2 separate regions of the Homo sapiens genome follow, and region 2 is linked to region 1. Evidence: read pairs that join two places in POLR2A ChIA-PET (ENCODE). Cell type or tissue: OCI-LY7. All regions are shown on one strand. Links, peaks and the distances in the headings refer to the core of each region. The heading gives the core; the rest is flanking DNA. Region 1 overlaps SYNRG (synergin gamma). Region 2 has its middle 29 kb from the start of HNF1B.

Region 1 (2,915 bases), core at 284-2,783:
TGTTTAAAGCAATTTAAACCCTGACATGGCTTCGGTTCTATTAAAGCAGTTTTGTTGAAGATTATTCTTGTATACCAACAATGGCATCCCAAAAAATAAATCACTTGGAATGTGTTTCCATTTGTAATCTGGTCTTTCCTTTAATAGATGCCTATAAGAAAATCTTAGAAACCACAATGACTCCAACTGGAATAGATACTGCCAAACTGTATCCCATTCTGATGTCATCTGGGCTTCCCAGGGAAACTCTTGGACAGATATGGGCCTTAGCTAATCGAACTACACCTGGCAAACTTACAAAAGAAGAACTTTATACCGTTCTAGCCATGATAGCGGTAACACAGGTAAACAATGTTTCTTAAGTTAGATCAAATAACTTTATTAATATAAATTGCAAGGATATGAAATCTTTTTTACTACATTGTGTAACTCCTTGTACATTAAAATTTAGATCATTTTCAGGATATAGTACTTCAAAAATGTAGAGTTTATAAGATGTGCATAATAGCAAGTTATTCCTTTGTTTAAAGACTTTTTGTTTTGGTTTGTTTTTGAGACTGAGTCTCATTCTGTTGCCCAGGCTGGAGTGCAGTGGCGAGATCTCAGCTCACTGCAGCTTCCGCCTCCCGGGTTCAAGTGATTCTCGTGCCTCAGCCTCCCAAGTAGCTGGGATTACAGGCACCCACCACCATGCCCGGCTACTTTTTGTATTTTTAGTAGAGATGGGGTTTTACCATGTTGGCCAGGCTAGTCTCGAACTCCTGACCTCAAGTGATCCACCTGTCTCGGCCTCCCAAAGTGCTGGGATTACAGGCATGAGCCACCACGCCTGGCCTAAAGACTTTTAATATTAACATTCTCTGAACTTGAAAGTTAGTCAGTAATAGGTGAAATTACTCTGTGTTTTGAAATTCTTCTCTAAAATTTCATAGATACAGATAAAGTATTCTCAGTCTGGTATAAATTTTTCTTTTATTGCAAAGTCATTTTAAATGATTTGATCATATAGAATTAACCAAACTTGTCAGAAAGTGAAAATGTCAGAACTGATATGTGTTGGCCATTTCTTTCTTAAGTATTAGGTTTGCATTGACCTTGTAACTTTTTTTCTTAAATCAAATTCATGAGTTTTGAGAGTTGGAGTGGAAACATGCAAAGGCTACAGATTTTTTTACCTTTCGGTCTCTGCCAGATTTCGACCGTATGTGGTTTACAATCCTCTAATCCATTTTCTTTCTATCATTTGTAGAGGGGCGTTCCTGCAATGAGTCCTGATGCTTTAAACCAGTTCCCAGCAGCTCCTATTCCAACTTTAAGTGGCTTTTCTATGACTCTGCCTACACCGGTGAGTCAGCCAACTGTGATACCTTCAGGTCCTGCGGGCTCCATGCCCCTCAGCCTTGGACAGCCAGTCATGGGCATTAACCTTGTTGGACCAGTGGGTGGAGCTGCAGCCCAGGCTTCTAGTGGTTTCATACCAACCTACCCTGCAAATCAGGTAAATGGCGAAGCTGTGCATATTTCAGATAATCACTGAAAGTGAATCTGGGCACCATTTTTTCCGGGGATACATAGAGTAGGTTACTGGATTATGGTGAGCACATTTAAATTCTTAGGTTGTATCTTTCAGAAAAACTGCTAAACCTGAAATTAAAATACTTTAGTTTTTCACTTCTCAGATTAGCAAAAATGTTTTAAATATATAATATTTAATGTCATTGAAAAAGTAGGGTAAAAGTGACTAATACACTCTAGGCTTATTGGTACAGCCTTGTTGAAAGGCAGACTTGGCAATAGCAATCAAAATTCTACATGTTGAGCTGGGCATGATAGTGTGTACCTGTAGTCCCAGCTACCCTGGAGGCTGAGGCAGGAGGATCACTTGATCCCAGGAGTTCAAGTCTGCAGTGAGCTATGATTACGATCACACCATTGCACTCCTGCTTGGCAACAGAAGGAGACTGAGTTTAAAAAAAAAAAAAAAAAAAAAAGCCTCAGCATGTCTATATCTTCTATCCTAGTAGTCACATTATTAGAAATCTATCCCAAGAATAGTAACTCGAATTAGCAAAGATATACAAGAATTTTTGTTGTAACATTGTTTGTTAGAGTAAAAAGTAGAAATAGCTAAATATCCAACAGGAGGAGAAAGGTTAAATAAATTTCAATTCCTTCACACAGTGGTAATCATTAAACTGAATGAGATAGATCTACATGTACTGCATGGAAATGTGTCTTTGTTATATAGTTAAAGTATAGAGCAATATAGTGTAATCTCATTTGTCTTTAAAACAAATGAGCTGTTAACAGTACTTCTGGAGTGTGGGATTAGGAGTCAGTGTCCACTCTTTGTACATGTATGTGATTGGTTATGATGAGCTTGTGTCACTTAATTTGCAAACATGCATGATATAGCTGTATGTCTTTTTTTTTTTTTTTGTAGCATTTTGACCTTTCCTTTTTAGTTTTTTTTTTTTTTTGAGACAGAGTCTTGCTGTGTTGCCCAGGCTGGAGTGCAGTGGCACGGTCGTGGCTCACTGCAACCTCTGCCTCCCAGGTTCAAGCCATTCTCCTGCCTCAGCCTGCCAAGTAGCTGGGATTACAGGTGCCCGCCACCACACCCGGCTAGATATATCTTTTAAAGATGGTAGGCGCTCAGTAACCCAATGAATATCATTCAGCTATTTTACAAATGTATAGATTAGCTTTTTTTTTTTTTTTTTTTCAGCCAGAGTCTTGCTCTGTCGCCCAGGCTGGAGTGCAGTGGCACAATCTCGGCTCACTGCAACTTCTGCCTCCTGGGTTCAAGTGATTCTCTGGCCTCAGCCACCCACGTAGCTGGGACTACAGGCACATGCCACCATGCGCAGCTAATTTTTGTATTTTTAGTGGAGATGGCGTTTCGCCATGTTAGC
Region 2 (2,915 bases), core at 143-2,642, 200 kb before region 1:
GATACCCATCATGGCGTCATCGAGAACTGTCCAACAATAAGGTCAACAACAGCACATCTCTAAGAACAGCTACCATTGGCTGAAGAAATTCTCTGCCAGGCCTTTACATGCTTTACTTCTAAACCTCACAGTAACCCTGCCACGTCTGTGTGACCTCCCACTTCACAGATGAGAAAATAGGCTCAAAGCACAAAGCAGTAACTGAGCCAAGGTCATTTGAGTAGTAAGTGTCAGAAGCAAGGCTTGAACCCAAGGCTTTGTGACTCTGATACCTCTGCCTGTTCCATTCACCCCTGGGATTGCTTGCAACCAAGATGCTGGAGCACTGAGTCCCAGGAACAAGCCATGATGCAGTAGCTTCCGTGATAAGCAGGAAGAAGAAGCAGCAGTGTCGAAAAAGCCTTCCTGGGCCGGGCATGGTGGCTCAGGCCTGTAATCCCAGCACTATGGGAGGCTAAGGCAGGCGGATCACCTGAGGCCAGGAGTTTGAGACCAGCCTGGCCAACATGACGAAACTCTGTCTCTACTAAAAATACAAAACTTAGCTGAGCATGGTGGCACACACCTGTAATCCCAGCTACTTGGGAGGCTGAGGCAGGAGAATCGCTTGAACCAGGGAGGCAGAGGTTGCAGTGAGCCAAGATGGTACCACTGCACTCCAGCCTGGGCAATGGAGCAAGACTCCATCTCAAAAAAAAAAAAAAAAAACAAAAAAAAAACCCTTCCTGAAATAACATTCAGGGAAAGAGAAGGAGATTAAATTAAATTAAACCTATAGTATAATTATAATTTTTATTAAAATATGTATAGCATTTAAAAGTGATCACTTTTAAATGGAAATAATTGGGCTAGCATTTGGTCGTGGGGAATGGGTGGTGCTTTATTCTATTTATAGTTCCTTAAATGGTGTTATGCTAATGTCTTAACAGCAAGTCTTAAAAAAATTAATAATAAAGACTGACTTGACCACTGTCTGAAGCTTAATAAAAGCATGTGAGTGTTTTTCTCTCTCTCCTACCTTTGGGTGAGTTCTCCACCCTGCCAGTTCTCTCTCGGTTTCATGATGCTTGCACCTTGCTGAAACCACAACTTCCCTCCAGAGTGTTGCTGAGTACCCAGGAGAGAGTCACTGGTAGGCCTTTTTCAGTAGAGGTGAGAGGACGTTGGAATAATGACATCACTATTCAAATGGCGAAGGAGAAAGGGAGAGCACCAAACAAACTCACACACCAAGGAGAAAACCAGTGGGCTTTTATGGCTCTGTTTATGGGAAGTGCCTCACCAACTGAAAGGTCAGGAGCTGACGTGTCCAACGGCACTGGAGCATTACATGAAATTGCAAAAGTAGAACCTTATAAAAATTCATAAGTTCATGAAACACCCTCTTGACTATATCAGTTAGGGGTACAGTGCCCAGGATTCTGTCAGGCTCCAGAAAAAGTGAAACATTAGCAGCCACATCCTGAGCACCCCAGCATTGTCTTAGAACAATGTCCTCAGCATTGTTCTAGGTCCTTCTCCTAGTGAAAAATATGCATTGGGTGCTTACTGTATGCCTGTGCTTTGTGGAGCTCCTCCTGTGTTAACTGTTTTCATCCCCATGTACAATCCTATAATAGACATTATCAGCTTGCAGGTGAGAAAATCAAGGCTTAAACCTACAGTACGATTATAATTTTCATTAAAATGTGTATAGCAGCTAAAACATGATTACAGAGGGAAATAGTTGGACTGGCATTTTTGAATGGGGTTAAAACAAAAAAACTTGCCCAGCTGAGATTCAAGTCCAGGTCTGCCTGACACCAGTTGCTGCACTCTGCAGCCTCTCACAACACCACACCACCCAAAGTCTGTTTCAGCCTCTCAACACCCTGTGTGGCTCTAGGCACTGTCCCCTTTATATGGAGAACATGGCCCTCTGCCTGCATGATCAGAACTGAGTGAGAGTTCACCAGGCTTCCTGCCTTCTCAGTAAAAGAAAAGTGTTCCATGATGGAAAGAATGTGGCCTTTGGCACTAGATGAATCCAGGTTTGCATCCTGACTTCTGCATTCAGTAACTTTAGTAAGTCACCGAACGTCTCTGAGTCTTCATTTTCTCATCTGCAGCATGGAAGCCCGCCTCTCAGTGATGAGGACTGGAGTCCAGCACAGAGCCTGGTTAGAGTAGGAGTGTTTCCATGTGGTTATCCATTGATTGTGGAGGAGCCGCTAAGGTCCAGCTCTCCCCACGCCAGTGAAGCTGCTGTGAGACAATCATTGGTTATTAGAAGTGCTCTCTAAATAGTGAAGGATGAGCAAGAGGTTCAGTGGCCCCTCAGTGAAAAAAACTAATTACCCAGGATGTTTCTCCAGCTGCTACCTTTGCCATTTCCTTCCGCTCCTTCCAACTGATGCCACCAGAATTTGCCCAATTCTTCCACCAGTGGGATGTCTCTATCTTTTGATAAGACTATCCATTCCCCAATCTCCTAAGATGTTTATCTTCATCTTCATTGTGCCTAGTCATTGATTTTCTTGTTTTATCCCCCTTTCCAAGCTCACCAGATGCTCTGTGCCTCAACTGTTCCACACTGCTCTTTGCATGTCCTGTAGTTGGCACACAGAAAATTCTAGTAGGGTGTATGACACAAGGGCAGTGACCACATCCCCAGGTCCAAGCACCATGCCTACCATATAGGAGGTGTTCAATAAATGTGTGATATGTGGGTGAATGAAGGAAGGAATGAATCATTAACAAGTTGTATGTATGGCCTGAGTGGAGAGTGAGTTATCCAACAGTAGGTTCTTGCAGAGGACCTATTGTTGGCTGTGAGCAGAGACTCACAAGACAGGTCAGCCAGGCTCCCTGGGAGGCAGGGCGGATTACGTGCAGCCTTTCTGCTACATGTTTCATATGTATCAAGCCTGTCCAAC

What was found. Peaks named below come from ENCODE experiments on the same cell type or tissue, not always from the same donor. Only the 100,000 strongest peaks of a DNase experiment are listed, where the experiment ranks them.
Region 2: POLR2A ChIA-PET joins it to region 1 with 7 read pairs; 4 of 35 experiments call an interaction of 5 or more read pairs at or near these places.

What each region holds. Positions count from the first base shown.
Region 1 is chr17:37,569,220-37,572,134 of GRCh38, reverse strand. It overlaps SYNRG (synergin gamma), which reads left to right. Exons shown (of 22, transcript NM_007247.6): 9 at 148-344; 10 at 1,250-1,498. Among named protein-coding and RNA genes, the nearest start is that of SYNRG, 39 kb to the left of the region's middle. In OCI-LY7, for the core only: CTCF peaks have their summits at 1,232 and 1,435 (motif pointing right); a DNase peak (open chromatin) is centred at 1,434.
Region 2 is chr17:37,772,960-37,775,874 of GRCh38, reverse strand. No RefSeq gene overlaps it. Among named protein-coding and RNA genes, the nearest start is that of HNF1B, 29 kb to the right of the region's middle. In OCI-LY7, for the core only: no CTCF peak of the experiment used is centred there; a DNase peak (open chromatin) is centred at 1,084.